2 separate regions of the Homo sapiens genome follow, and region 2 is linked to region 1. A link is an interaction called in ENCODE POLR2A ChIA-PET data of the cell type or tissue named here. Cell type or tissue: A673. All regions are shown on one strand. Each heading gives the region's core, and the rest is flanking DNA. Links, peaks and the distances in the headings are about the cores only.

What was found. Peaks named below come from ENCODE experiments on the same cell type or tissue, not always from the same donor. Only the 100,000 strongest peaks of a DNase experiment are listed, where the experiment ranks them.
Region 2: POLR2A ChIA-PET joins it to region 1 with 11 read pairs; 1 of 35 experiments calls an interaction of 5 or more read pairs at or near these places.

What each region holds. Positions count from the first base shown.
Region 1 is chr1:82,154,175-82,170,619 of GRCh38, forward strand. No RefSeq gene overlaps it. Among named protein-coding and RNA genes, the nearest start is that of ADGRL2, 360 kb to the left of the region's middle. In A673, for the core only: no CTCF peak of the experiment used is centred there; a DNase peak (open chromatin) is centred at 7,587; H3K4me3 peaks cover 876 bases.
Region 2 is chr1:81,137,841-81,154,285 of GRCh38, forward strand. No RefSeq gene overlaps it. Among named protein-coding and RNA genes, the nearest start is that of LINC01781, 610 kb to the left of the region's middle. In A673, for the core only: no CTCF peak of the experiment used is centred there; a DNase peak (open chromatin) is centred at 6,671.

The DNA.
Region 1 (16,445 bases), core at 4,006-12,005:
AGACGTAAGGCAATTCACAAGGATTATAATGGGAAATGATTTCTATCGCTTTTTTTTTTCCCTTGAATCACTCTGTATGCTTATCATATATCCTGTATCCATTCCTGTATTTTAAAGGAGCAAAACTTTGTCCAGGCTCCCTTCCTGATGGAGTTCCATGTGGAGCGGACAAAGGCAGGCATGGGTTTAAATCACAGGCCACTTGCCTCCTTAGCATTTCCTCCAGCCGACATCCAAGGGCTATGCATCACTCTGCTGGTGCAGGGGCTGGGAGGAGACAATTGACCCTGAGAGGCTGCCAGAGAGGTGCTCATGCTGGTCCCCATTTGTTTATAATTGCTCTTTCTAAGTTATAGGTGGAGATAAAGCAACCAAAATGGGACAAGCAGAGGCAAGAGACGACAATAATGTCTCTCTCAATTTTTCCCTGCTCAACAGAGGCCCCAAGCATTAAAAAGGATAAGACAGTTCTTTGACCTTTTGTTTTCTTCTGCATGATTTCCTTTATTTTATTTTTTTTCATGTTAAATATTCTCCCTTACCTAACAATAACCAAGACTATTGTGTTTCTGATGAGAACCTGATTTGTTGGTTTTTAGAGAAAGACTCATTAATCTTTCCTCTTTCATCCTGCTAGCTTACTGTCAGAGTAACCTCCAACTCTTGGGTGATTTAAAATAAAAGCAAACTGAGTAATTTTTTACAAGTCTTGCCTTTTTTAGGCAAAAGAAAATGGTCAAAGAATCCATAGCAAGGAAAGGATTCATATTTTAGAAGGGACTTAAATCTCAGAAGGATACAGAAAGGCAGCAATAGGATGTGAGCACTTCATGTGGGAATTTGGGCCCCCGTCGCATTCAACTTTGAGTAGCAGGCATCTCTTTCATGTCATTCTTCACTGCTTTTGCTGGGCTTAGAGACCTTAAAGAATGTTCCATGTTTCAATTCAGATGAGTTTCTTTTTTATTACAAGATCAGTGAAAACAGGTTGGAATCCTGTAAAAAGTTTGAATGTTCTTGAGTCTAAGAGTTCTCTTCCCTTGCTTTCTACTTTCCTCACCATGATAAGAAGAGAAAGGCCCAGGAACCTACCTTTCTCTCCTACAGCCTCTCCACCACCATCTCTTGGAACCATTATGCTCCTGTTCCTATTAACGTCAGTCAACACAGGAGCCCCCAGGTCCCAGGTCTCCTTTTTTACCCTGTTTCTACCACACTCTAGTCCCCACAGAGCTTATCCATACCTTTCCTTCAAACACCTGACATCCTTCCAATGGGACTTCTGTTCCATTATAAGTAAAATATCCTGTATTCTTGACTTTATCTTTAAATATTCCCTGCATTGTTGCATTAGAATCGGAATCTAGTGCTCGTCTGGGACTTACATCCTGATATCCCTCTCGGGTGGTAATTTCTGTGGCCTCCCCACAGCTTCTGCCCACCAGCTGGAGGTGGAGTGGCTGCTCTGGCTTCTCTTGCCGCTTCCAGAGCAGTCTCTTTCCCCCACTCTAAGAAAACCCAAGCTTCATCTCAGTCTGTCAGCTGGCCCCATTGTTGCTGACATCTACTGATGTCTGGATGGTTTTCCTTCTTTGTTTGAGGACTTTTGCTCCTGGTTCATGGCCACTCTGTTCAGGATTACCTCTGACTTCATGACTTCATTCGTGGTAATTTCAATATGGCAGAGTTGATCTAACACCTGGCCCCTCAGTTCCTTGACCTTCTCTCTGCTAAGAATCCTTATGTTCCCCTTACTTTTGTCCCTTCTTTCTGAGATCACATGCTTAGAACTACATCCAATCATTATCAATCACAGCATCTCCCCAGAATCTGAATTTCCTGCCGCATGTTCTCTGAACACTGCTTCCTCTCCTAGATAGAGTTCCAGGCCTTTCTCTCTCTCTCTTTCTCTGTCTCTCTTTTCCCATCCTAAATGATCTTTAGGTACCACTGTGACATCTAATCTATTGGGAGGATTACTTTACACTTTCCTCACCAACCCAATGTTCTTGACAACCAAATATTATAATTATGCCTTGCAGACACCCTAACCCCACCCCACTCTTGCTCTGTGGTATTCACTTGAGAAAACCAAAATCTTGATTGTATCCAACTCTTTGCCTTCTTTACGCCTGAAACTAGACAGATGTATATGATTAGAAACAAACACAAAATCACATAGTATGATTTCATTTCATGCTCATAACCAAGAACAGAAAAGTAGGCTTTGCCTGCTGCTGAGTAGTAGTAGTATATGTTTTTAGTGCATTCACTCCCCTACTTTCCTGGGCAGTTTACAAATTCTCCTCTTCTGTTTAATCTCATGCATAATGTATTATAAAATATTAGACTCTTGGACAGTTTATTAATATACTATACTCTTTAAAGGTTTCCTGAGAGCTCCACCACCTTATAGCTGTGTGATCTTGGACAAGTTGTTTAACTTCTCTGTACTGCAACTTGCTCATCTATAAGATGAATATATTATACTTATATCATTGGATTTTTATAAGGGTTAATTGAAATAATATCTATAAAGTCCTGAGGATACCACTCGATACATAGTTGGGACCCAATATATATTAAATTATTACTACATTTACTTTTTTGAATCAGGAATTCCATTTTCCTGCTTCTATAAACTCCTACTCATCTTCAAAGCCCAGGAAATAAATTTTCCCTTCTAATGAATTTGTCCTGCCATGTATCTTACTATAGCATCCTGTGCAGGTCTATTGCAGAAGTCATTACATTGCATTGTAATTGTTTCTTATACATCTGGCTCCTCAGCTGTAGTATCTTGTCCTTGATAACCCTCCATATGTCTTGTTTAAAGTTGCCTCTTGGGTGGATCGCTTGAACCCAGGAGTTTGAGACCAGCCTGGGCAACATGGTGAAACCCTGTCTTTACAAAAAAATACAAAAGTTAAAATGGCATGGTGGTGCATGCCTGTAATCCCAGCTACCCAGGAGGCTGAGAGGTGAGAGGATGTCCTGAGCCTGAGAAGTTGAGGCTGCAATGAGCCATGATTATGCTACTGCACTCAAGCCTGGGCAACAGAGTGAGACCTTGTCTTAAAAAAAAAAGAAGAAAAAAGGCAAGGTGTGGTGGCTCATTCCTATAATCTCAGAATTTTGGGAGGCCAAGGTGGGTGGATCACTTGAGGTCTGGAGACCAAGGCCAGCCCGACCAACATGGTGAAATCCCGTCTTTACTAAATATACATATATATATATATGTGTGTGTGTGTGTGTGTGTGTTTGTGTATATATATATGTGTGTGTATATATATAAATTAGCCAGGCATGGTGGCGCATGCCTGTAGTCCCAGCTACTCAGGAGGTTGAGGCAGGAAAATCATTTTAACCCGGGAGACAGAGGTTGCAGTAAGCCAAGATGTGGCCACTGCACTCCAGCCTGGGCAACAGTGCGAGACTCCGTCTCAAGAAGAATAAATAAATAAAAAATAAATAAAAATAAAGTTGCCTCTGAATCATTTAGCTTAGTGACTGACAAAAAAATATGCTAGTGGTGTGAATAAAATAGTTAATAAGTTAGTATTTTTGGTAAAATGTGATACCTCTCATGTTTAGAAAAATTGCCAAAAATTATTCTCAAATAACAAATTACTTTTGTTAAGAATTACTTGAAAACAAAGACAATGGTAGAATTTGAATACTGCTTAATGTCCATACATATAAAAATTACATCTAATTAGTCCAGATAGTTTAATGGATATTATCAGTTGTATATGTAGCCCATTATCAGGGCTGACGCTAGACCTAGGATCTTAAACACCACCCCAGATATGGTTTGGCTCTGTGTCCCCACCCAAATCTTATGTTGAATTGTAATCCCCATGTGTCAGGGGAGGGACCTGGTGGGAGGTGATTGGATCATGAGGACAGGATTTCCCCATGCTATTCTTATAGTAGTAAGTGAGTTCTCACGAGATCTGATCATTTAAAAGTGTGGCACTTTCCCTCACTCTCTCTGTCTCTCTCCTGCTTTGCCATGGTAAGACATGCTTGCTTCTTCTTCCACCACAATTGTAAGTTTCCTGAGGCCTCCCCAGACTGTGGAACTGTGAGTCAATTAAACCTCTTTTCTTTATAAATTACCCAGTCTCAGGTAGTTCTTTATAGCAGTGTGAGAATGAACTACTACAACCTCACTTTCCATCACAAGGCCCTGTCAGACTAGCCCAGTCTTAGGTCTGTGTGCGTTGAGATGCCTTTCAGAGTTCATGGTTTATTCTGCCATGGATTTGACAGAAAAATGTATGAATTGCTTCCCCACATAAGCTCAACTTCAGACTTCAGTGTGAAAGGCTTCCATCTATCTGCCCCTTGGGGGGTTCTATGGTACTCTTTCCTTGAAAAACTCACTTTCACAGTTGCCCAGGATCATAAGATGCTGGAAAATTAAAGATTTGATTTGAGACTGGCTGGGAAAAGGACTATCTTGCTGCTATTGTTTTTGATGCATTTGTCCTACAAATTTTTATCTTTACCTCTTCAAGAAGATTACTTAACAGAAAACATATAAGCAGATATTATTGTATGGATTTTACTGGTGAAATGTGAAAAATGAGGAGTAGGTTGCTTATCCTCGTGTAAAAGTGAGCCATCCTCAGGTCTGGGAATCGTTCTACAGCCTTAACACACTTTCCCTTGCTGTTTGAGTTTCCATTACTGGGGCTTGACTCATATAAGAAAGAGCTACTATTTCAAGTTTATGTTTGGACATATCACTTTTCTAAGAGAAGGTGGGAGAACAATGAACAAACTGTCTGTGGATGTTGTCGCTACTTATGAACAGTTTTGCTGAGGGCATTACAAGGTGCGAAGAACTGTCAGCTGAAAAAAGATCTATTGGTTCTCTGGCTTTCTAGCATCTGGGAAAGAACCGAGAGGCCAGTTGAAACCTCATACGATCCAAAATTATGTTGGATTATTCATGGTTAGCTCATTCCCCCTCCTTTTTTGAGTGGAGAACTCCTACAGGGGCCTTTCCCCACTCTCTCTCTACATTCAGCCTAATGGGTCATCTAAAACTCTCTTAGGGCACTTCCTCAAGAATTACACAAAGAAATATTATGCATGTAAAAATGCTAGAAGGGAACCATACAAATATCTGCATTCATTTTGTAACTTAAATATCCAGAGAAAGCCTCTTTATAGATTTGAGTCTTCAGGTAAGGCTGATTGTTGTCCTTACGGTTGATTAGTTAATCTGTTATAAAATAGTAAAAACAGGCAAAGTACAAGGAATTATTTAACAAGGCAGTCCTTTGGTACTTGTAGACTACTATCTTCTTCCTTGGAACTGCAGTATCTGTGCAATGAACTACAGGATAACAAAAGATCCTTAACAACAGAAATCCAGGGCTGTGAAGCACAGACCTCAGGCCAGTTGTCTTTCTACTAATAATGAGAATAATATTATTAGTAGCCATCATTAACTACCAACTGATTTCTAAGTGCCAGCTGCTGTGCTAAACAATTAAATACACATATTTATCTTGTTTTATACTTCTAAGAACCCTGTGAGCTTGTTCTATTATTACCACTTTACAGAAGTGGCAATTAAAACTCACAGAGGTGGCCAGGTACGTTGGCTCACGCCTGTAATCCCAGCCCTTTGGGAGGCTGAGGCAGGCGGATCCCGAGGTCAGGAGTTTGAGACCAGCCTGGCTAACATGGTGAAACTTCGTCTCTACTAAAGTTACAAAAAATTAGCCGAGCATGGTGGCGAGCGCCTGTAATCCCAGCTACTCGGGAGGCTGAGGCAGGAGAACCGCATGAATCCGGGAGGAGGAGGTTGCAGTGAGCTGAGATTGCACCACTGCACTCCAGCCTGGGCGACAGGGTGAGACTCTGTCTCAAAAAAACAAACAAAAACAACCACAAAAAAAAAAAAAACCCAAAAAACAAACTTCACCGAGGCTCTTGCCGTGGGCTGGCAAGGATCACTTGCTAAACTCACTCAGAAAGTAAGGAAGTGGGATGACTCAAAAGCCTGTGTTTACTTCATCCTCTTTTATTCCTACTTCTCAAATCTGCAGATTACAAATCTTTCCCCAAAGCTACACGTTAGATGTGCTTCACAGCCAAGAAATAGACTTGGAAAGCCCAAATAACAGGTACAGTCATGATTACGTCAGTTTTAAAGTCAGCAAACATTTGAACTGAACAAGTAAGTATGGATTGCATTCTAATCCCAAGCTCAGTAATATGTTAAACTCTAGATGAGAATAAGTGCTTGCAGTTGAAGAAGCTTGAGCTTCTCAGTCCTCTGCCGAAGAGCAAAGAATTCAGCCCCCTTACCATCTCCCACCACCCACAAGCATGTTTTCTGTCACCAAAGTCCTAAGCATTCATTTGGGTAGGGAGATTATGTGCTCCAGTTTGCCCTGGGTAGTAGTGGGTTATACCCATTGTTCTAGTGTATTCTTAATAAGCACCCACTAGCACTCTCAAAAGTGTCCTGGTTTGGACATTAACTGGTAATGAACTTTCCCCATGCATTATCTTGTCCCTGGAAAACCGTTTGGGAAGGAGCATGAGAAAAATAAGAGAGAAACTAAAAAAGTTTCTTCAACACATGGAGTCACTGGACAGTCTACACTCTGAATCCTCTTCCACCCCCTTGATATGTTATCCTGGGGGTTGGCTTTTTTAGCTGGTAAGTGTGTGGGCCACAGGAAATTGTGTACTTTTTGGCTTTCAAGCTCTGTTGGGGAGAGATATTTCTTAAGGTGAGGTCTTTTGATTACATGAATTTCAAGGCACAGTTTCTGATGAACCACTCAGGCCTCAAAATCAATGCCAAACCCCTTTCTGAATTGAAACTTTGGTAGCATCTGTGCTCTTAGAAACAAGCAAGCAACTAGACATTCCACCACTTCTGCACAGCAGCTGACACCACAGCTGGGAGCACGCATCCTGCCTTGGCCTCCTGTGCTGGGCACTGGTGTCAGATGGAAACAGTTGTGGGGCTTTCTAGGCACCTTCCTCCTTCCCTTCCCCAGTTTTAAAACCCTGAGAGAGTCTGAAGGGAATGAACAACTTATTTGTCAATTTTAATGAGCACGGGATTTTCATATATAAAAATGACCGAATGAATTAAAATTTAATTTAGTTTGTGAAATTCAAAAATAGCTGTGGTGCTACCGGAATGCCACCTTTACTGGAGGCTTTAGGTTGAAATATCAGGATTCTGTTTGCAGTCTGGGTGAATGTTTTGAACTGTAACTAAGTCACCTCTGTGACTGTCTTAATGTGTTTTCATAAAGCCTGGCAAAATTATATAAATAAAACATCTTCAGATTTTCATCTTTGCTCAGCTGTGTTGCAAAGGGGTCATTGGCCCCCACTGCAAGCGCTATGGAAAAACACAGCTTAGCTGACAAATTAGTGGTATTTGGTGCTAATATTACTAATTCACCATTTGGAAGCGTTGCTCACTGGGAAAAAATAACATGTTCTATAAGACACAGGAGAAACTAGGGAGATAGTTAATGGGTGTTGGCTCCTCTGCACATCTCACTCACAATCCTCTTCAAACGGCTGCTGACTTCCTGCCAATAGACATGGAAGTAATTGTCAACAAGATTTATTGTTACTTTCACATTTACACAGTGAGAGAGGAGAGGTTGAAAGAGTTCTGTGAAGTTCAGTACCGACTTCTACTGAACCATAGCAACGCACCCTGATTATCGCTAATGTGTGCTACAGAAAGGATTTTGCATCATTTGAGGCTTTAAAGTCATTCTTCTTGTCAGGAGCAAATTCCCCCACCGTCCTCAGTAATTTTTCCTAAGATCAATGAGCTGAGTGTCGGTTTGTTTTTTTCCACAGCGAAACGGTTGTTTTGCACGTGGTGAAGCAGAATTCTTCAGTGACAGAACTAGGAGTCGGATTTAGAGTGTGACCAACTAATCCCAGCCTGTGGAACTAACAGAAAACCTAACTTCAGAAAGAGAAGGCAGCTATTACAGAGTTTTCAAAGGGAAAGGTTTTGCTTGCTAATTTAGAAAACATCAGTGAAGGAATGTACTTGGTTAGAGAATATTCAAGAGCTTCTATAGTAATAGATTTTTTTCCATTTCAGTTCTATTGTTGGGATACCTGGTTTGTACAGATTTATGAAAGATTTTTTTTCTCTCTTCAAATGGCACCTAGATCTGCAGGAGTAAAATTAAGATGATGAGGTTGCAATCTTCTGCTATTTAGATACATTTTTCTAACAGTGAGGAACTGGTACGAGTGTCAAGAAATATTTTAGCAGACTGTAGGCTTCTCAAACCATGCATACAATTAAACCCACACACACCACTAAGGCACACAGAAGATTATCTCTTCCTTGAATTTCAGGACGGCATTTCCAGGCACAAGAAGCACCTGTTGGTGGCATTTCTCCCTGTAATGAAGGCCATCTGGATAGGAGACAAAAGTAGGGCGTGAGGACTCTGGTAAGTGGAGAGAGAGCCCCTGGTACTGACTGAAGCAGCAACTGCTCTGAGAACTCTTAACAACTGTGGGGAAACAAATACATTGGACAAGGAGTCATTTATCTAAGCAGTATTTACACAGGCAGCAGGAATCTGAAAAGGAATGGATTTAGATTATGAAATCTTTTTTGTTCCCTATGCAAAAAATAGGCATGATTCAGGAAATCTGAAACCTTGTGACATTCTTCCTTGTCACTTGAACATTTACCATGGTGATGGTTTTCATACCATCGAGCGCTTATCCCTTGATTATTTTTTAGCAAGGGAGGAGAATAGATAAAAAGAACCTATAATTTTAAATGCCACCTTTCAAAATTTAGCTACAAGTGGGGCAGTAGCTGTGTTGACGAATAATGCTAGTCATGGTGGATGTCAGAGCAGAACATAGCACTTGCTGTACTGAAATGACGAAGTGGCCCATTCAGCTTTGTATTTTGCATCTTAGAGTGGCACAAAGCATTTCCTGGAAGGCCATGGTGGCTTTGCATGGTATGAACCTTCAAGCAACATGGATATAAACCTCTTTGAGGATTAGTCATCAGAAATTCATGAGCGCTTTTGTCTTTTTTATACATGTTTTGCTTTCAGACCTCAGTACTTTTACTAGAAGATAATCATTAATTTATTTAACAAATATTTACTAAGTATCTACTCTGTGCCAAGTACATTGCTCTAGGCACTGAGGATCCAGCAGGGAGGAGAACCACACAGAACAGGAGATAAATATCTGCTCTCTCCTTAGGTTCATATTCCAAAGAAAAGATCATCATCGCAAAAATATTAAAATGAATGGCAATAAGTGAGCCATGGGGAAAGTAAAACAAGAAAGGAAGTATTTGGGGTGTGTGGAGAGGAGGATTTCAGTCTCAAATTGGGTGGCCAGAGACAGCCTTATCAAAGGTGGCATTTGACGGCTGGGCGTGGTGGCTCACAACTGTAATCCCAGTACTTTAGGAGGCTAAGGGTGGCGGATCGCTTGAGGTCAGGAGTTTGAGACCAATCTGGCCAACATGGCGAAACCTCGTCTCTACCAAAAAAAAAAAAAAAAAAAAAAAAAAGAAATAGCTGAGCATAGTGGTGCGTGCCTGTAGTCCCAGCTACTTGGGAGGCTGAGACAGGAGAATCACTTGAACCCAGGAGGCGGAGGTTGCAGTGAGCAAAGATTGCGCCACCGCACTCCAGCCTGGGCGACAGAGTGAGACTCCGTCTCAATAAATAAATAAATAAATAAATAAATAAATAAATAAATAAATAAATAAAATAAAATAAAAACAAAGGTGGCATTTGAGTAAAGCCCAAAGGAAAGTGAGGAGTAAGCCATGTAGGAGAAGAAGGTTCCAGGTTGAGTGAAGAGGGGGTGCAAAGGCCTGGGCTGGCCTGGTACTTCAAGGAACAGCAAGGAGGCTGCTGTGCTGCGGAGATGGTGGGAGAGTGACAGTAGATTATAGCAGAGATAACTGGAGGCCTGATTGTGTAGCATCTTGCTGGCCATTTTAAGGACTTTAGTTTTTCCTCTCAGAGTAGGATGGGAAATCACTGGAAGGCTTTAAGAAAAGAAATGACTTGTTTGAAACAATTTGCTGGCTGTGTTGGGAAAACTTCATAGGCAGGCAAGACTGGAAGTAGAACAGCCAATTCATGTATGACATTGCCTTTGGACTTTTAGCTGTACCATTGGCTCTCCTGGGTCTCCAATTGCCAGCCCACTGCAAGGGCAGATTTTGGACTCCCTAGCTTCTATAATTGTACAAACCAATTCCTTATATGAAATCTCATATTTTTATATCAATAAAGTAGGTGTGTTTCTATCTATCTATCTATCTATCTATCTATCTATCTATCTATCTATCATCTATCTATCTGCTGCTACTGAAATAATGCAGGCAAGAGAGAATACTGGTTCAGATTCAAATGTTAGCAGTGGAGGTGGTGAAAAGTGGTAGGATTATGAGAATATTTTAAAGGGAATGGGCCAAGGAGATTTGTTGATTTATTGGATATGGAGTATGTATAGTGAATTGTCCTTAAATAATCCTTTTGCAGCTTCTAGGACTAGACACACAAACTTTTGCATTTGTTAGAGAAGCCCCAGTTCACCTCACCTACAGTTTTCTTGGTTTTTAAAACTTTGATCATATTTTTCACCAAGACTTTGCTAGACAGAAGACTGAATACTATTCTCATACAGTAACCTTCTGCCTGCTCTCCTCTTGACCTCCTCCAAGTTCATTAGGGTGACCTAATTTAGGTGAGTGCAGTGCTCCACATAAGTTATACTGTGTCTTGATGTGCAAATCAATATGACATTTATCCAGAAAAATGTATTACTATTCCACCCTCCTTATTCCATGTTCCCTCTTCCCTGTAATGTCATGAACAAGGTATCTAAATATAATATTGATGAGTCAATCCCAGTACTGAATGCACTTTATTTACTTACCTGGATAATGTGACTACTTCTGGTCAGCAGGATTCTTTCAATAATTCTGGTAATGGTAATTTTAAATAATATTTAACAAGTCTTATTTGTAGCAAGGGACTATTTTGAGCACATTATACTTATTTTCTCATTTAATCTTCACAGCCATTCTCTGAAGTAGGCACTAATAAGGAACTGAGTTTTAGAGAAACTACCTGTCTTCCTTAAGGTCATATAACTAGTAAGTTTCAGCTGGGACCTACAACTAATTATTTGGCATCGTTGTTGTATACATTTTACGTGTCAACTTGGAGGCTTGTTTTCATGAGATTAACGTTTAAATCAGTGAACTCTGAGTAAGTACATTACCCTCCATAATGTAGGTGAGCCTCATCTAATCAGTTGAAGGCCTGAATAGAACAAAAGACAGGCCTCTTGAAACAAGAAAGAATTCTTCAGCACATTGCCTTTGGGCTTTTATCTGTACCATTGACTCTCCTGGGTCTCCACTTGCCAGCCCACTGCAAGTGCAGATTTTGGACTCCCTAGCTTCTATAATTGTACAAACCAATTCCTTACACTAAATTTTATATTTTTATATTAATAAAGTAGGTATCTATCTATCCATCTATCTATCTATCTATCTTCTATCTAAATGCACACGTACTCAAACATCCTATTGGTTCTGTTGTATGGAGACCCCTGACTAATACATTTGGAGTTTAAAAAAAAAATCTTATTGAAGAAGACTTATCTTCTGAAGTGCAGTCATCATTAGAAATTCAGTTTAAGGCTCTTTAAGACTAAAGGCATTTAATCGGTTACATCCTGAGATATAGAATTTCTGCTCACATAAGAACAATATCTGCCTCCTCTCCATCACTATTGTTTCTATGCTAATTTGGGTTCCAAATGACCAAGCTGTGACACTAGTGTTACACCATTTCAATCCTACCTAATAATAACCACCCTGCATATCTCTACTGCATGAATTAAAAGCAACTCTTTCATTGTATCTTTCTGCTTAATGACCTATAATGGGTATGTTTTTTATTAAGTTGATAGAACACCTTATAATAGTCTTTTTTTTGAGGAATAATGAAAGCACGGTTAATTCATCGTTCTGAAAGTGTTGCTTGGTGCTCCAACTTAGAAAACTCAAGGAACGATTTCTAATTGCTATTGGATATAAAACTAAAAAAAATCTTTTTACAAAGTTTTTAGATGAGAAAACACTAAAACAAAACTAAACCTTACTTCCTGGAAACAAATGAACCTTTCCTCAGCATCTAGGTGAAGTTTCCAGGATATTGTTGCATCCTGCCAACCATTTCTTTAAAAAAAAGTTGCTAGTCTAGATTTTCAAGGCAGATTCCTTTCGGAGGTGCCAATACTGGGTATTCTCAATAGAGATCAGCAGTGTGTATTGGAATAAAAATATTGGTAGAGAAACTAGGAGAAAACGGTAAGATTCTGTATTGTTTTAAAAAGATTACATTATAATTACTATTTTCTTTGTATAATTACAGAAGGATAAAAAAGACATTTTTCTTAATTCCAGGTTCAGTTCATTTAAAAAAGGTCAGTGAAATCAGTTAAACCTATGAGTAAATTAAACAACATTTACCAAATATATAATGAGTAAATGTAATTTACTAAAACAAAGTAAAACAAATATCATAGTCTTGAGGTTGATAATATATAACCTTTCAGCTTAAGAAGTCAGAATTTCATAAGAAAATTGTCATATAAATGCACTAATTTGAATTTAATTTCATAATGGCAAGACATAGATTAAGTATAAAACTGATTAAAAAAAAGGACTTTGAACCCAAACTAGCTATTAATTATGGCCTTATGGTCTTGAGGTCTCAGACTGGCATGCATTTATTCTACAGTCTTCCTTTTCTTTCTTATGTGTTTATTTTAAGACAGGGTCTCATTCTGTTACCTGGGCTTGAGTGCGATAGTGCAATCATAGCTCGCTGCAGCCTTGAACTATTGGGCTGAAGCAATCCTTCCACCTTTTATATCAGGCAGAGTAAGATGCAGAGGAGAAAGCAAGGAGTATGTAAACAAATGACTTGGGTTTATTTCTTTGCTTTGTAATTTCTCCTTAACTTACTACATGTTTAACCTTTGTCCACTTAACCTGCCTGAGCCTTTTTTTTCATATGTAAGGGCTGCTGGGATAATTAAATAAGATAATTTATGTTGTGATAAAGTAGCAGGCAAAATGCAAAGATTCAAGAATGATTTGGTCTGCAAAATTGTGGGCATTACTATAAAGCAAGCATCAGCAAACCACAGTCTGGGGGCCAAATTTGGCCCACTACCTGTTTGCAAATAAAGTTTTATTGACACACAGCCACACCCTTTAACTTATTTATTGTCTAAGGCCGTTGTCACACTGTAAAGGCAGAGTTGACTAGTTGTGGCAGAGGCAGCCGGCAAAGCCTAAAATATTTACTATTAATATCAGACAGTTTACAGAAAGAGTTTGCTGATCCCTGCTAAAACCAGTATAAAGATCACCATTAAGTAGATAGTTGACATTCTCTTAACAAATCATTTGAAGATTCCATGGAGTTGGAAGCAAAAGATTGATATTTGAGAAAAATTCTGGTCCTGTGTCTATAAAACCTGCAGGGAGGTAAAGATAAAACAACAATCAGTAACAAACTAAGAACCCTTGCCACCCAATTCTATGGCAGACTACAACACCTATGTTGCTAGAGGCAAGGGAACTTGGAGCCCACTAAGTTCAGAACTTGGGGTTCAATTTGGCATCTCTAAAGTTCAAGTGGTTTAAAATGCAACAGTGTGGTTTCTTCCATAGTGATACATATTTGTCTTTTTGCCTGAACTGCATGGTGAGTATTAATTGAAGTGGTTTTCTGCAAAAATTTGTTCCTCAGGGAGGAAGAGAATACTTTCACAATCATTTCACTATGCTGAGATAAAAAAAAAAAAATTAGCAGAGGAGCATAAAAGTCCATGACCCATTTCATTAGATTTAATCTGTTCTTTTTCTGTACCTCGGACAAAAAGATCGTTCTCCTTTTTCCCCTTAATCTACCATAGCTACAGTACAGAATAGCAGTGAAGTGCACGGACTTTGCAGCTGATGCTCTTGGTTTCAAATCCTGCCTCTGTCACATACCAGCTGTGTGACCTTGGGAAATCACTTAACCTCTCTCACCCTCAGTTCCCTTATTCATTAAGCAGGAATAATAATTGTACCTTCCTTGTATGGTTTGTTGAAAGGATTACATCAGTTGATACATGTAAAGTGCTTTTAACAGCATTTGGCACATAGAAAGCACCAAAATGCAATTTGCTGTTATTATTATCATCATCACTACTATATTGCTTTCTTCAGAAGACATTTATTCCAGTGCTCAAGACATTTTGAGTCGTGTTTTAGGTAAGATATTGCTTATACTTTTAGTAAGAAAAAAATACACTTCTGTCAATGGATATCGTTATTTCTCATTCAACTAAATGCATATCTATATAGCAGATTATTTGCCTAATACTATACTAGATTGTTGGCATTAAAAAGTGACATCATCCCTGCTCTCAGATAATTTACAGTCTAGAAGAAGAGGTAAAAATATACACATATGAAACAATTAGAAATGCGGTTGCATCATCCTCATTATCTCATCACTCAACTTCTATTTATTGATCACTTATTCTTGCCAGAGTCTATATTTTCTGTTTTACATACATTACCTTAGTGAATCTTTACACATTAATCTTGCAATAAAATATTCTTATTCATGTTTAACACATGAAACACATGAAGAAATGGCAGCTCAGAGAAGTTATATGACTTGCCCAAAGTCATATGTACAATAATACTGTGTCCCTGTAGCCACTAAAAAAATATGATTTCAAAAATTCTTTGTCTCTTTGCATAAGCTTATTCAAAGGTATATAGTCAGATTCAAAACAAGTGATGTGTGTTACATGCCTTAAAAGTTAAAAGTTAGAATGTGAAAAGTTAGAAAAAATTGTGGGGTAGACTTTGTGAAGTTTTCAATGACGATTTTTGGTGGTTATTTTAATTCAGAACTACTGCTTTTTGTGTTCAAAGATTTACTCTTGAAGATCAGACATACATGCATCTATTATATTAATTTTTTCACATTAAAAAATTAAAGTGGCATTTATTTATGGGTTACAAAGTTATGTTATGATTTATGAGTACAATGCAGAATAATTAAGTCAACAAGTTAACATATCCATCACCTCAAATACTTATTTTTTCTGGTAAGGACACTTGAAATGTACTCTCTTAGTGATTTTATCCTATTTTATGTTTTTTGAGACAGAGTCTCATTCCCTTCACCCAGGCTGGAGTTATCATGGCTCATTGAAGCCTTGACTTCCTGGCCTCAGGTGATCCTCCCACTTCAGCCTCCTGAGCTGCTAGGACTATAGGCATATGCCACCATGCCTGACTAACTTTTTTTTGTATTTTTTGTAGAGATAAGGTTTTGCTGTATTGTCTAGGCTGGTCTCTAACTCCTGGGCTCAAGTGATCTGCCTGCCTTGGCCTCCCAGTGTTGGGATTATAGGCTTGAGCCTCCATGCCCAGCCTCTCAGTAATTTTAAAATGTACAATACACTATTACCAACTACATTCGCTATGCTATGTGATAGATCTTAAAAAAAAATCCCAACTTACTCGTCTTGTTTAACTGAGCCTTGGTACTCTTTAACTATCATCTACCCAGTCCCTCCACCCCCAGACTTTGGTAACCATCATCTAATCTCTGCTTCTTTGAATTCAGTTTTTTAGATTCCACATATAAGTGAGAACATGTGGTATTTGTCTTTCTGTGCCTGGTTTATTTTACTTAGCATAATGTTCTCCAATTTCACCTGGGTTCTCACAAATGACAAAATTTCTTCATTCTTTAAGGCTGACTAGTATTCCATTGTGTGTATATACTACATTTTCTTCATCCATTCAATCCATTCATCTGTTGATGAACACTTAAATTGATTCTATAACTTTGCTATTTGAACAGTGATGCAATGAACATGGGAGTACAGATATCTCTTCAATATACTGATTTTAAATCTTTTGGGTAAATATCCAGAAGTGAGTTTACTGGATCATATGGTAATTCTATTTGTAGTTTTTTGAGGAACCTCTGTACAGATTTCCATAGTGGCTGTACTAATTTACATTTTCAACAACAGTGTATAAGGGTTCCTTTTCTCTGCATAGACATACATTTAAATACATGCCAGAAAGCCTGTAAATGTCACTATGCCATTCTATGTGGGTATATTTTGCTTTATACAATAAACATATTTTTTTTTTTGAGATGGAGTTTCGCTCTTGTCATTCAGACTGGAGTACAATGGCACAATCTCAGCTCACTACAACCTCCGCCTCCCGGGTTCAAGCAATTCTCCTGCCTCAACCTCTTGAGTAGCTGGGATTACAGGCATAGGCCACCATGCCCGGCTAATTTTTGTATTTTTAGTAG
Region 2 (16,445 bases), core at 2,743-10,742, 1.0 Mb before region 1:
ATCATGGGACTCCCAAATACTCCATCTTCTGCAGCAATTGGAAAATTGCAGCAATTGCAGTAATCGGAACTTTACTTAGAGCTACTTGGAGTCAGGGGGCTTACACTGCATTCTATAAAAAGTATCACAGTATCCTTCCTTTTATCTTCTCTCAAAAGGTGCATGAATGGCCACTTTTCATGACTCTGGCCACCCTAATAATATCACTGCAAAGATTATCCAGAGAGGAGAATTGGACTCCCTATTTCAGAAACAGCTGTTTCAAAATAGTCAAAGCAATGAATTCATATGTTGTTTAAGTGCAATAAATATTTCCAATATTCTTGTAGCATATATGGAAGATAGATATCATCTTGACTCTGCAGATTAAAAACAAATGAGGGAAGGAAAAAGATTTGCTCACACTAGCAGACTACTGTAATTAGAGGCATAAACCAGAACTGGATGCTGCCTAAAATCAATGCTTTCAGCTTTCCCCAGCATACTTCGTGACTGTGCCATTCCCATAAGCAGCAATGGAGAAAAGATATACCCTTCCTGCCCTCCTACAAACAAAACACTTGCTCAACTGTAATTCTGTTTCACCAGCTTAATATAGACATTACATATCTAAACTCAAGTCTATAGGATTCAGACAGTTCTGGCTGTACACTTGGATAGGTGACCTAAGCCTTAGTTTTCTCATCTGCAAAATAGAGACAGCAATAATACTTTCTTCATATCATAACTACTGTTTTCAGAGTACATGCTGGGTTAGGTGTTTAGTACAGACTTTCAACCCCGTATGTCCTCTGAAACCAATACTTTTTATTCTTAACAAGTTCCTTTTGCTGATAAAAGACATTTCTTTTCTCCTGAGAGATAAATTTCCACTTATAAATGCATTGTTTGCTTGAAAATAATTAGTATATTTGCAGTGTTCAGTTGTTCATTTTAAAAGGTGTAGAAACAAGAGACTTTTTAGCCCTATGAAACTATTTCAAGAGTAATCTCTTTAATAAAAACAACACTCTGTGTTTTAAATCTTTCATTATTCACTTGTGTATGGTGAACTGAGATGGATACTGCATCCTCCTTGGATCTGAAGACTAAAATGTGCTCAGCTGCAGACCAATTATGATATTCAAGTATTTTCAAGACTGCTGAATGGGATATGTTGAGCTGTGCTTGTGTGATTAGCTTCATTGATTTCTATAGAAAATGCAGTACTTAACTTCAATCATTATAGTAGTTGAGTAGTTCAAGGAAGTTTACACTTCCTTTGAAATTCACAAGGAACATACAGTACAAAGCCAGCCATGTAAGGGTCACAATGACAATTTACCAAAATTAGAGGTCTCAGGATCATCTATAATCTGTCCATTTGAACAGATTAGACCATGTGATTACTCAGATGTGTGTTTTCAGTCTTACCTTACTTACAGATTACACGGTGCAATTACTTGCAAACAACTATCGATTACTTTAAAAATAAATAGGAACCCATTACATGGGAGTCTCCACTCTTTCTTTTGTTCAGAAATATTTTACTGTCTTCTAGTGGAAATAGTGATGTCTTGTGCCTGGAAAATGATCAGGCATTCACTAAAAAATATGGAGGCTTTTATCACAATGAAAACACTTCACGTGGAAAACTGGTGGTTAATGGATCCTCAATAATAACAGACATAAAACTTGGTGGGCTCTTAATCTATCTTTCCACCTATCCAACTAATTATTTCTATGACACCTATGATCAAAGTTACTTAGTTGAGCTGAGAGAGATATTAGAATTTCAACATAATGCATGATGAAGATTTTCTCCTGTCTTTACTCGGCCGGAGCCATATTGGGATGTATTAGGATTAGTGATACAATGTCTATAACGTACCCTGAGCTCCTTGGAAGGGAGTCACTACAGAATTTGAAAGCTTAAAATGTTATGCTTATCTCACCCACACATCGGAGGGAGTCTTTCCTTGGCAGCTTGGGTGATATTTGGCCTATCAGTTGCTGTCAACAATTTATTTGCCATAATGTTCAAGGCCTGGCAGATATTTCTATTATACAGAAGACCAGCAACTTGAGGACTGTTCTGCAGTCTTCCAGAGTCAAAGCAAAGATCTTCATGAAGATAATAAAAGAAGCAAATTACATGATTCTACTTCTACTTCGACTTCTCACGAAGACCCTTATCTAAAGCAGAATCACATGAAAAATAGCCTGCTCATCCTTTCTGCCAAGTCAAAAATCAGAGGTCCATGATCAATAGTGCAGTGAGTAATTAACAGTTCTGATATATTTTGAAGCACTGTTTTCAAACATTTGCACAGAGCAGTGTTGAAAATGTAGTATTCCTTATTCTCAAAACTCTTCTGATAAAATGTGGATTTAGTTTTGTTATAGTGTCAGCAATACCAGAATTCGAAAGTGAAACTCCCAACTACCTCTTCCATTTTTATCTCTTGTGTTATACATTCTCCACTTTGGTTTTTGTAAGATGATACTTATTAAACGTATCCAAGATATTGTCCTAGCTGCCAGTTGTTGTTTCTTTTGCTTTTTGCCCTGTGAACTCACTGAAAGCTTTTTTTCTTTAAGGACCTGCAGATAATTGAGCTATGCGTGCAAGGATGATGGTTAAATGGCAGGTCAAATGTATAGCCTATGAAAGGGTTGGTAGCTTCCAGTGTTCAATATCACCAGGTCGTTGTTACAGAAGTAGTAAAAAATATTCTTCAAATATAATCCTTTCACACCACTCAAATTGAGTCAGGAAACCTTTCTCAGGCTTTTGCAAGGTTTCATCAAGTAAAATAAACATAATATTATATACATAGCCATTGCATAAGGGTTTAGCTGCATGAACTTTGAAGGCAACATTGTTCCAATGTTCCATTTGAGAATAAAAGAACATACTTGATTGAATACTGCAGATGATGTCCATAGGAACACGTTAAGTTATCTCATTCATTCATTGAATCACTCGTGCACTCAATGAACACATACTTGCATTCAACAAATACATTGCATATTCATCTATTCTGGTAACAAGGAAACTTTTGTTCCAACAGGAGATTGAGTTTTTGTGAAAAGTTTAATTTCTTCTTTTGTCCAATTCTTTAGATCTAGACAATCAGAGCTGACATATAAAAAATTGTAATTTTAATAATTTTTATAATTTTGTAAGTATCTGGCAGTCCCAAATCTTATTTCCATCAAAGGATTGCTTTCAATTTGATTTCACTGGTGCTTTTCTTTTCTTTCTTTTAACTTGTCATCATAATGACATATTGGAAGACTATCGTAAGTGGATACCACTAAAAACACACTATTTCACTTTTGAGTTCACCAGTGTTTTTCAGGTCAAAAAATTATTGGTAGTAGTTTTTAGTAATGTATTCATTGAAATAACAGTAGTCCCCAACCTTTTGGCACCAGGGACTGGTTTCATGGAAGACAGTTTTTCCATGGAAGTTGGGGAACCATTCCACCTCAGATCATCAGGCATTAGATTCTCATAAGGAGCATGCAACCCAGATCCCTCACATGTGCAGTTCAAAACAGGGCTTGGGCTCCAATGAGAATTTAATGCCATCGCTGACCTGCCAGGAGGCAGAGCTCAGGTGGCAATGCTCACCTGCCAGCCACTGCTACTGGTCTGTGGCCCAGAGGTTGGAGACTCCTGCATAGGATATTAAACCCTTTTATGGCTAGTGTTCCATTATTGGAACGCTAAGCATGTGGGAGTTGTCTATAGCCTACTGCTCAAGGTTATTGCCAAGGTCTGATGGCAAAAATTCAAAAAATTGCAACTTCAGGCATAAATGGGTTAACTGTACCCAAGGAGGAGTTAGATGCTTTGGTTTAGGGTCTTGTCCAATCTGCTTTAACTGTTATTTGAATGGTAGAAGTGAACGTTTCTCCAAATTATCTTGTGTCAAGCGACGGCCAAATATCAAACGTCAGAGCATCAATATAAACATACTTCACACATTGACTATGAGAGTAATACCTGTTTTGATATGAGATTATATTTCCAAGTCTGTTGACCTGGGCAATTCTCTTGTGTATAATATCAGGCAATCCTCAAGGTCTACCTCAAAGTGTCCCTCTGTTATTTCTGGAATCTGTGAGAAATGGTCATATACATTGTAAAGTTGCCCATTGCACTCTTAAGTCCCTCAGGTGTCACTTGTAAAGCTGCTTTTTAATCATATTCTGTTCTCTTTGGTCATTAATTGTTACTATCCATTTGTCACAGATGAAAATATTTCCATTGTATAAACTCAAGGAGGTTAAAATATTAGCTTTCTGCCCTCAAAAAAAAATTAATTAAAGAAATGTAATCTAGTTTAATAAAAAAAAATGTCAAGAAGGCATTGCAGAATGTTAGAGGAAAGATTGCTCATGAACTTCAGCTTAGCAATTGGTCTGTTGAATCTATTTGAAAGAAAAATGTGAACAGAGAATTGCCCAGGCTAACAGGCCTGAGTGGGGATGGCTACAAATCCTTATTTTTCTCTGACACACACACACACAAAAAATGGAACTTGATGTTCAGAAAGCATTGCCCTTCCATGAAAAAAATAATTAATAAAAATCATTTTATTATATGCAGCATGCTTTAGGGGCTACAATCTAGGTGAAGTTAAAAGTGAACCTTTTTTTGTTTTGTTTTGGTTTTTTTAATTGTAGAGGACACTAAGAAGCAAAGTTTATCCCATTCTTTAGTCAGGAGGTGAGGCAGAACTCTGGAATGTAAGATTGCTCAAAAACATCTGCACTTGCCAACAGTTAACTTATGGGAATAAAACCTTTTCTGTATAAGTGATTAGATTCTCTGAGCTTCAAAGAGAGTTGCGGCATCTTAATTACATGGAATATAACTACTCCAGTTAAAAACAAAATATTCAAGGTGAAAACACAGTAGAATTAAGCAGTATTATTTCAACCTTGAAACTGAAGCTATATCTTATCACTCTATTGCCCCATAATGGAAAACTGAACTTGAGTTAATCAGTATTCCTGATTACAAATAGGAAAATTGTGGGGATTTTTCAGAACCTTCTTTTCATTGTAAAGGAAATGTCATGACCGTGATTTAGATAGAAATATTTTGCAGAGGATAAAAGGTTTTTAAAATTCTGATAAATACAGGCTAACTTCTGAGATTTATAACTTATTGAACTTTTTATGCATAAAACATTTAGATTAATTCATTTAAATAAATGATTGGATTGTTCTCCTGTCACTGCCTCAGATGTACCTACTTGGTCTTTCTTTTCCATAAAGTACATTTAGTGATTAGCTGAGTACATTTAAATGCAATTTGTCTTGAATAAGAAAAATGTGAAGATAAACTAGCTGTAAACAACTAACTAAATAATGCTATAACAATGCAGAGAAGAGACACAAAGCTGAATAGATGAGAGAGTTGCAAGCATTGAATATGGATTGAGACTGTAGTTCACAGTAAGTGTATCTGCCTATCTTACTTGTTTGTTTCATATTTTTAACTAGGCTGGGGAAAAAAACAAGACTACATGAATACTTTATCATTTTACTGTATACTTGCTTCTGTGTCATTCTAGCCAACCCTGTTGCATGATAATGACAACCCAAGCTCGGAGCAATAGAGACACAGAGTTTATTCACCAATTCAGTACACACCAAGTAAAATGGGGTCCATATAACTAAATGCTAGGTTAATTTTATAGCTTGTATGACCCCAGTGTACACCAGAGTTCTTCCATATTACTCAGAGGCAGAAAACATTCATAGTTCAGGGCAGTTGCAGACCACTCTAGGAATCCCACATCCTAGGAATTCCATGTCAAGGCAAATCATCGCTCTGATTTAACTCAAATAAGTAAAACAAGAAATGAAATCTTTGCTCAAAATAATCATGTTTTCCAAAATTTCTTCAAAATAAGAATTTATTAGGTTTGACCCAGAATGGGACCCATTTCCTCTCTGTGTGCTCCGAGCTACCCATTTCACTGAGAGCTCCAGAAACAAAAAAAACAGAGTATGTCCTGACAGTTTGCACTAAAGGCCATAAGAAAGCCCTGTACTCATAGTTACTCCTGTGGGATTTTTCCTCTTATAACCTCTTATAACAGTCATTCATGTCTTCTGGCTGAATATTCAGCATTTATAAATATCAACATATTTCATCATTTTCAATTGAATTAGAGAAAGATTTACACAAACTGAAGAGAAACTACAGCATGAGAATTACAAGAATAGTGCACTATGTAGCAAAGTTCCTGAGAATTAAAAATAGAATTATTGTAAATCTATGTATGTAGAAGACCAAAGAAAACAGGTTTAAACCAACTCATGACCTGCATTAGCCTTTCGTTTTTACCATTTTTCTCCAGTATATTAATTGTTTCCAAAAGTAAAAATAATTTTTACATATTGGAATAGTGTTGGAAAAGCATTAAGATGTTCCATTCTCTTTTTGTTTATAGACAAAATGCGTAAAGTGCTAAAGCGCTGACAAAGGGATTGGATGGGGCTCAATCCTCTGAATTAGATTCTATTCAAAAGCAGTCTTTTCTTTTGGCAGGAGCCCTACTTACTTCCAAAGACAAAAAGGGTCACACTTTTTTTTCTTCTGGAGATTCTTTACTCCTTTCTGACGTTTTATCCTGTTGTCCCTCTCTGTTGCTGCTATTTTTTGAGTTAGTTATGCAGCTTAATTTGATCATGCTTAGCACAGTGAGAGATCAGACTAATCTTCTGTTCTCCTTTTGGATCATTTACTGCAAAATGTTCTAGGTCTTACGAAATTGCAGGATTCCTCTGTCAACTGCACACATAAAACCATCCTCCATATGTCTTTGTCTTTAAACTCTCTTCTAAATATTTGAGAGTGAAAACACATGGACTGGGAGATCAAATGCTCTCTATGAAATATAATTTCATAGCTATCTGTCATAATTAATTCCAAGTCTTGTGACACAATGTTAAATATACTTTGGATAACTCATAAATCACCTAAAGATATACATATACATATATATACACACACATATATACAGAGAAGAATCTCTTCTATTAAAAAAATCTTTTAAGACTAACAATATAATATTTTTTAATGTTCTGTGTTTTCATCTGTTAGATGACTCAATTTGCTTTGAAAATTTGTTCTGCAATTCTATATAATTGACAAGATATATTCATGTAAGTTGTTTATTTCTCAAAAGCCTGGGTAATTGAGTTTGTTGAATTTTTGTTTTTTATTTGTAGTATGTTTGATGCTTGTGGTGTGTGTGTGTCTGTGTGTGTGTTCTGTCTTCCCAGTGAATATGCATCTTAGAATTCTTGAGAGTTATGTCTATTTGATGTATAACATCATTTTTATGCAGTTTATGCCAGTGTAATTCCTCAAAACCATCACTAACTCAACATAGACCAAGATAAACATAACTTCTTAAGCTGAAATGTTTCAAACTTATTCTGGCCAATTTAAGTAGGGTAGAAAGTTCAGTATTACCATATTTTTAAAACACAAATTTCTTTTATTATGGACTAATACCTATATCACAAAAGAAAAATATGGAGAAGAGATAAGAAATAAAAATAGCTAAAATCCTTTGCTCATCACTGTCGGCATTTTTTGATGTCTTTTTTCCCACCACTGCATTTGAAAGTAGCTTTTCTGGATGTCTTTATTTACAACTATTCTGGGCACATAATGGATAGAAGAGTAATAATGCTCATTTTCATAAGGAAACTCAGGCCTCTCAGCATGAGTTTTGGTGCCCATATGTAAGATGGCACATGACACCATGTTACATGTATTTCCTAGTCTTGCTCTGTTAAGTCATCTTTCTATGCCTTTCCAATTTGCCTAAATTAACAAGCAATTCAACTGGCAGACACTTTAGGGCATGATAGTTATGAGAGAAGACTAACAATGAAGGCTTATGTGTCTCATCCTCCCAGGTAAAGATGTGTATTTTAAAGGAGGTCTTCTAGTGTTAGTGTCTTTTCTAATGCCACCTGGAGCTAGGATTCCCTGCAGAATATCTCTGATCACATTAGCAGTGTTTATTGAACTCCCACAGGGTGTAAAACCCTGTGCTAGGATCCGCACTTACGAGAAATATTCATAGTCCCAGATTTTTCCCAGATGGCAATTTAGTAATAAAATATTGTGTGTAGAAGTCAGTAAAAAGACAAAGGTTGGAAGGGGCAGGCTGTAGTATGAAAAGCTGCAGAATCAAAGTCAAACATACTTGCATTTGAATTCAGCTTTATGACATTGCTACTCTGGGACTATAGGAGGGCTACTGAGATTTTCAGAGACTTGGGTTCCCATGTATGAAAAGCAGAAGCAGCAGCATCATTATCATGATGGATAATACTTATCGAATGATTATCATGTTCCAGGCATGCTCTGTAGTACTTTGCATATTTTAACTCAGTTATTCCTTATAACAAACCTGAGAGGCAAGCATTATCTCCCCATTTACAAATGATAAAATTGAGGCATAGAGGATTAAATAGCTTGCCCAAGGTCACATTGCTAGGAGATGAAGGAGCCAGGATTTGATACTGGGCAGTCTGAATCTAATATCTGAATTTTTAACCACTATTCTACACTGCCTAATGAGACTTTTGTAAGAATTAAATAAAATAATAGATATCCTCTATTAGCAATGTGCAAAGCCATAACTTGTAATAGCCTCTGATTCCCAGATGACCTGAGAAGTTTCTCAAAGAGAAAGGTTTACTTGAAAGTACAACTTGACTTGTGACTTAACAGAGGAAAAGGTAATGAAAAGTTGCTCTATTTTTTTTTTTGAGATGCAAAGAACATTTACTTGAACTTTACTGCACTTCTCTGAGTGTGAAATTCTTCCCTCTCAGAAAACCTTAATTCTTTCCCCAAAAAGGTTCATGTTAGCCTCCAAATTTTCTGCTGAGAGTTTCAAAGGTAAAATCAGAAGTAAGGTCATTCCTTAGAAATAGTATAGCTGTCATACCTGGATTTCAACACAGATTTCAGAATACAGAGTTTTCTACAAAATATACAATGACAAAAGTTATTATGCCCTTTTTAAGTTTATATTCATCAGAAATGTTTACTCATTCAATAAATGCATTTTCATTAAGGCAATCAGCATAAGAATCTACTGTATATCAGACACAGTACAAGACCCTGAGATTACAAAGGCAATTTGTTTGCATTGCATCACCATTGGTAGATTCACAGTTCTTACTACTTTGTATCCTCTTCCTTCTTAGTGCAACATTACCCCAGTTCAGTGTGGGGAAACCAAGTCCTACTCCCAACTTAGTGTATGATCTTTGGCAGAATCTGGTATCACCTCCTGGGTTCAATTACATGGAGTCCTGGCCAAAATAGTTTGTTCAACTACTCTTATCCAATCTGATGGAACCTTGAGAGTTTGCTGAGAATTTTGAGACAAAGACATTGGTTCTTCACACTCAGCAGCATCATGTGACTATGAAGTCCTTGGAGCTTCCAGCAGACATATTTCCATCTTGAGGACAGCTAGTCTTAAGGTGAAGCGAACCCCACAGATGCCGGAGTGTTCAGATGGGAAAAAATTACAATAAAAACAGGTTCTTGATGCTATCATTAAATTGCTGTATTAAGCCACCCCTGAAATTTGACTCCTCCAGTTGTTTCAGTTATATGTGAACCAATAAATTCCCTTTATTAGTTAAGCCAATTGAATGTGGATTTTATGTTCTTAGAAGTAACAGACTTGTGATTATTATAAATTCCTAGAGTCAATACAATCTAAAGTTCTATTTTTCACAACCCTGACAATCATAGCCCTGAGATGCACTAGTAAAATGAATTGCCTCTCGTACCAAGTGTACCTGGCATACATTTTGAGCTCCCTGGATCTTACAGGTACTCAGCTACAGAGCCACAAAGGATCAAATAGTTTGTTGATTTGCCAAAGTTTTTAGCTTGTTTTGTTTTGTTTTGTTTGGTGTGATTGCCTAAAAGAAATCCAACAATTGGACAAATATCAGAGCATCTTTATAACTTGTTGCAATTGTTCAAACATAGCCATGAGATGCACTAGCAAAATGAGTTGCCCTTAGTACCAAGTGTATCTGGCATACATTTTGAGCTCCCTGGATCTTACTGGTACTCAGCTACTGAGCCACAAAGGATTAAATCGTTTGTTGATTTGCCAAAGTTTTCAGCTTGTTTTGTTTTGTTTGGTTTGGTTTGGTGTGATTGTCTAAAAGAAATCCAACAATATGACAAATATCAGAGCATCTTTATAACTTGTTGCAACGGTTCAACCAGATTTAGCACTTTTGATAACCAGTGACTGAATAATAAGAAATTCCTGGACTAATGTCTTTGAAAATATCTTTAAAGACATTGCACTAAATCTAATATTGTCAAAATGACCTATAAAACACTGCATAAATTAGGAAGAATGGTAAACATAGAGGTGCAAACAGGTATTATTTATTATTTTTTCCATCTTCTTTAAATTTTCTAATTTGCTCTACCCCACCCAACTAAACATACCGCTCGTCTCCAAATATGCCAGGCACATTCCCACCTCTGAGCTTTTGTGTTGGCTTTTGCTTCTATCTAGTAAAAATTAGGTTGATATTCTCTCAGTTTGTTTCTCTGAAAATCAACATAATTCTCTTCTTTACCTTCCTAAAGTCTTTATTCAAATATCTCTTTTCTATGAAGTTTTCCCTGCCCACTCCACTTAAAATTATAAATACTTCCCTACAAACCAGCAATTTCTACCCCTTTCCTGCCTTGTATTCTCTGTAGCACTTATCACCATTTAACATCCTAGGTGCTATATTTTTTGTTTCCTGACTGTCTCCATCACTAGAATGTACCCTTCATGAGGGCAGGTTTTTGTCTAATTTCTACAAGAGTCCCTGACACTCTTTAGCTAATAAATACATGTTTGCTAAACAGAGGAGTCTGACCTTTTACCAAAGTAAAATTATATTGGTATTCCCAGATGTCACATTCAAGGAAGTCTCTAAGAAGAGAAACAATTAAGGTAGATATAATTACAAATGAGAAAAGATGAAAATATGTAAGGCTGTGAGGGGTTATGATTAAAAAATAAAACACTAAGGAAATACACCTTGATGTTTGGAAAAAAATAACATGCGTTATTTGGTGTGGATAAGAAATCAAGACTTTAGACAGCAGAGTTTAACATTGTGAAGAAGTGTCTGAAAGGTGTAATTCCTTTGTGAATAGAGAATAGTTTAAGGGGAGAGAGCCTGAAAATTTGCATCTGCCTTAAACCTTTCCAATGGTGAGCCAGGAGACTTCAAGGAGAAAAATTGCATACCACCTACTCCGTAGATGGCTCAGAGGAGAAGTGACATTGGATTAGCCCCAGTCTTAAAAATAAAATTACAGGACAAGATTCAAAGGGAAGTTTCCAATTCCTATCTTCAGAAAAGAGTCATGAACCATCAACAAGGGAATAAGACTGTAAGAACTTTGTAAGCATCTGTAACTTTCATCACTTTCCCACGTTTATTATTTTTATCTCTTCAGTATTTTCCCCAAAGGAATTAGCAGTGAAACCCTTAAAACAAAAGAGGTCTGTGCGATTCTGTCAGAGGTAGGTAAATAAAAGGTCAAACTGGCAAGACTTCACAAGCTTCTGCCTTCCTTTCTGGTGGATAATGAAACCCCAAAAGATAGAATGGGCGGCAGTGGCTATCAAAAAGAGAGGAAAACTGAACTGACTGAGTCTTGCCAGCCTACAGTGAGAAAGAAGTGAAGAAGAATCCAGTACAAGACGGGCCCTGTGGCTGGGTTGCAGAAATGCCTTCCAGCTTCCCAAAATTTAGAAATTTACCTCCTCTAAAATATAAAGAGTTCATGTACAAGTGGGTTCAAAAACAGTTTTAAATACATTTGTGGTGCAACTATTTTAAAATGGATGTTTTAATCAAATGAGAGATGCTTGGGATTCCTTTGGAATGTGATGTTATGCAAAGCATTTTTAAAAGCTTCAAAATATATCTAGGTGAGCGTCAGAGGCCAAATCATAGACTGGCTAGATGATTAACCAGTTTGACTTATCATGGCACATATGACCTTCTAAGATTATGTTGAATAACTGCTTTTAAATGAATGTGCCATGGAAATCTAGGCTAGTATATCCCTTGGTAGTAGAAACTGTTTCTAAATAGGGCAAAATATCAAATGCATTTGATAATGAACCAAAATTCTACAGCTTGCCTCTGAAAATGTTCAAAAGGATGTGACACATTAAAACGTCTACAATGTTATCACTACATCTTGCCAAATATACTGAGTGTGTTAATGATGATACATCCCTACATAATACTGATAGAACAATGGTTCTCAATTTGGAGCAACTTTACCTTCTTGGGGATACTTGGCAATGTCTGGAACATTTTGTCTTTCAAGACTGGAGCAGGTGTTACTAGAATCTAGAGAGTAGAGGCCAGGTTGTGCTGCTAAACATCCTACAATTGCACAAAAATGTACAATGTTGTGGGAGTAGTCTCCACAACAAAGAAATATGAAATTCGAAATGTCAATAGTGCTAAGCTGGGTACGGTGGCATGCATCTCTAGTCCCACCACTCTGGAGGCTGAAGTGGGAGGTTCGCTTAAACTCGCTTGAGCCCAGGAGTTTAAGTCCAACCTGGGCAATACAGTGAAGCCCCATCTTTTATATAAAAAAATGTCAATAGTGCAATAGTGCTGCAGTTGAGAAACACTGCTCATAAAACATTAGGCAGTGAACTTGGCAAAAAGAGGTCAAAACAAAACAAAAATCCTACGTATAAATGTTATGTTTCTATTTTAATTTTTATTGTAATTTTTACCATCTAGAGTATTTTTCATAGGATCACACCAGGAAAAGAATGCAGTTGCTGTCAACCTGTGACCTAATATTTAACAATTGTACTGGACTTAAGCATATGATACACCTCAAAAACACCATAACTACATTTTCATTTTTCTCCCCATTAATAGACAAATGATTCCGATTCACTTGATAGCATTCAATTGTGGTCTATCTCTTGGCATTCATATTATGATAACACACTGTAGATGACCAAGAGTCTGTAGGTCAAAACGTTGCTCTCCTGTAAGCTTATCAGCAAAGAATTTTGTCTACTGACTTCTTAGATGAAAAGTATCCCCCTCCCCACTCCAAAAAAAGACAGATAGCAAGAAGTAAAATGAATAAGCAAGGCCTCACTCGGACCTGGTTCTTCGTTTTGGAATAAGTCTTCCATAAAGTGATGAGATGTCCCGTATGGCCAGCCAGACACATTCCTTGAATGATGAGACAGGTCTCCAACAATAGTGAAGTGTTCTATCAATCCCTGAGTGATGTTACCATGTACACATGCAAACATTCCATCCCCAGGAGAGGATTTCTGGTAAAACAATTTGGCCCACTCTCCCAATTTAAACAACTGCAGATACATTCCAATGTGTCATTTTCAGTAAAGACAGGTGGCCTGCTGGTTCTTCATACTGGAACTCTACTCTGTGCTGTGAATGATATGTAAGCTGCAATTTAACCATACATGTGTATAAAGTATTTGTGATGACATAAATCAGAGGCTCTTCAACTGGCTTTACATCAAGCATTCCTATTCCCTGCACATTTCATAGAGTGATAAGGTAGCACCTCTTTTTTTCCCTAGAGTATCAAGTATTGAAATATGAGTCAGCTACTGGCAAGAACGTTATGAACTTCCTCACTAGCAACTGAATTAAGTGGCAGCATTAACACACAGATAAGCTATCCTGTCTTCCATTCCAAGCCTGAATGATTCTTTTAATGTTTGTCATTTAATGTGGCACCACTTGTGCACCCATTGTCATCTTCTTGCAGTAATAATTCTATGCTAGTGGAAAGCTTCTAGAAATCCAAACAGCAGTAGTCAATGTATAGAGGAGTTGTGTAAGAGGCATTCAAAATGTATAGTTCTGTAGTTGTGTGGTATCCTCACTTCTGGATATTAAAAAGCTATTGGTGCAAAGTTCTCTTCAGTGTAGTTTATTTTATTTTATTTTATTTTATTTTATTTTATTTTATTTTATTTATTTTTGGGACAGGCTCTCACTCTGTTGCCCAGGCTGGAGTGCAGTGGTGCACTCTCGACTCACTGCAACCTCTGCCTCCCGGGCTCAAGTGATTCTCCTGCTTCAACCTCCCAAGTACCTGGGACTATAGGCACACACCACTACACCCAGTTAATTCTTGTACATTTTGTACGGATGGGTTTTGCCGTTTTGCCCAGGCTGGTCTTGAACTCCTGGACACAAGGGATCTGCCCACTTTGGCTTCCCAAAGTGCTGGGATTACAAGCGTGAGCCACCATGCCGAGCCAAGGTTAATTTTAAATTAATCTTGCCAGTAGATAAAGATGAAATACTTACTAGTCTATACAACCCAAAAAGAATTAAAATTTTATGGCCTTGACAGTGGCTTGATTATAAAAAGCTTTTTGCTGAAGCAAATATAACAAGATTCCAAGAGAGAGGCTTTGCTTCCAGGACCCATCTCCTGAGATGAACAGTTATTTGCAAGCTTATATGTTTGTGATAGCAGAGGACTGGCATCAAAATAAATGGAATTAAAAAAAATAAATTTTGTTCCAATTTTAAAGAAAATTCCAGTCCCTTCAGATTCTTCCCACCATTATATGTTCACATTTATGCTTGAGCTCTCTGACCTGCATTCTATTAGGCTGGTGCAAATGTAATTGCAGTTTTTGCACTGTTTGAATTTGACGTTTGATATTGGAATACAATTTTAAACAAATGTGGTTACATTATGCATCATTTTAATGGACATTTCTCACTTTATGTTTTTCTGCTAATGACTTATTACTTGCTGTTTATATTATGTTTATTTTAGACCACGGGAATGATGTTAGACAAAAAGCAAACTCCAGCAATTTTCTTATTCAAGTTCAAAATGGGTCGTAAAGCAGTGGAGGCAACTTGCAACATCAACAGCACATATGGGTTAGGAGCTGCTAATGAATGTACAGTGCAGTGCTGGTTCAAGAAGTTTTGCAAAGAAGAAGAGAGCCTTGAAGATAAGGGACATAGCAGCCGGCCATCGGATGCTGACAACGACCAATAGAGAGCATTCATTGAAGCTGATCCTCTTACAACTACACATGAAGTGGCCAAAGACCACTGTACCATCGTTCAGCATTTGAAGCAAATTGGAAAGGTGAAAAAACTCTATAAGTGGGTGCCTCATGAGTTGACCAACCATAAATCAAAATAATCATCGTTTTGAAGTGTTGTTTTCTCTTAAGAAGACACAACAACAATGAACCATTTCTCAATCGGATTGTGACATGGGACAAAAAGTGGATTCTTATACGACAACCAGCAACGACCAGCTCAGTGGCTGGACCAAAAAGAAGCTTCAAAGCACTTTCCAAAGCCAAACTTGCACCAAAATAAAAGGCCACTGGTCTGCTGCCAGTCTGATCCGCTAAAGCTTTCTGACTTCCAGTAAAACCATCACATCTGAGAAGTATGCTCAGCAAATCGATGCGATGCACCTAAAACTGCAACACCTTCAGCCAGCCTTGGTCAACAGACAGGGCCCAATTCTTCTCCAACAAAGCCCAGCTGCATGTCACACAACAAATGCTTCAAAAGTTGAACAAACTGGGCTATGAAGTTTGGCCTCATCTGCCGTATTGACCTGACCTCTCGCCAACAGACTACCACTTCTTCAAGCATTTCGACAACTTTTTGCAGGGAAAATGCTTCCACAACCAGTAGCATGCAAAAAATGCTTTCCAAGAGTTCATCGAATCCAGAAACACAAGAGTTTTATGCTACAGGAATAAACAAACTTATTTCTCATTGGCAAAAATATGTTGATTGTAATAGTTCCTATTTTGATTAATAAAGATGTCCTTGAGCCTAGTTATAATGGTTTAAAATTCACGGTCTAAAACCGCAACTACTTTTGCACTAGCCTAATAACCTTTAGGAAATATCTAGAGGTTCTTACAGGATGTCAGTTCTATATGGACTGCTTTGTATGAACTCTCAATATAAACTTTGGGGATTGTAATAAAGAATCCTACTCAAAACATGTAATTTTCATGAACAGCTTATCAAGAAGTCAATCAGGGAGGGGGATATAAATATGTTTTTCTAAATTATTGCTATGAGCCATGCTGTATTAAATTTTGAAGCTTCAACCCTTAAAAAGGGGAAGATATTCCCCAAATCTCTGGGCACTCTAACAATTATAACTCCATTTGAGCTGATTTAAAACTTTGGTCATATATCTGTTTCACAGATCTCTTCTTCTTCCAACAGAGGCTGAGCTTCTGGGCTTGAGGAGTAAGAGTGGAGATAGACACATTCTTTGTACTTTACATGCCTCTTCCCACCTCCATTTGTGATGCTGGGTTAGGGAAAAGAGA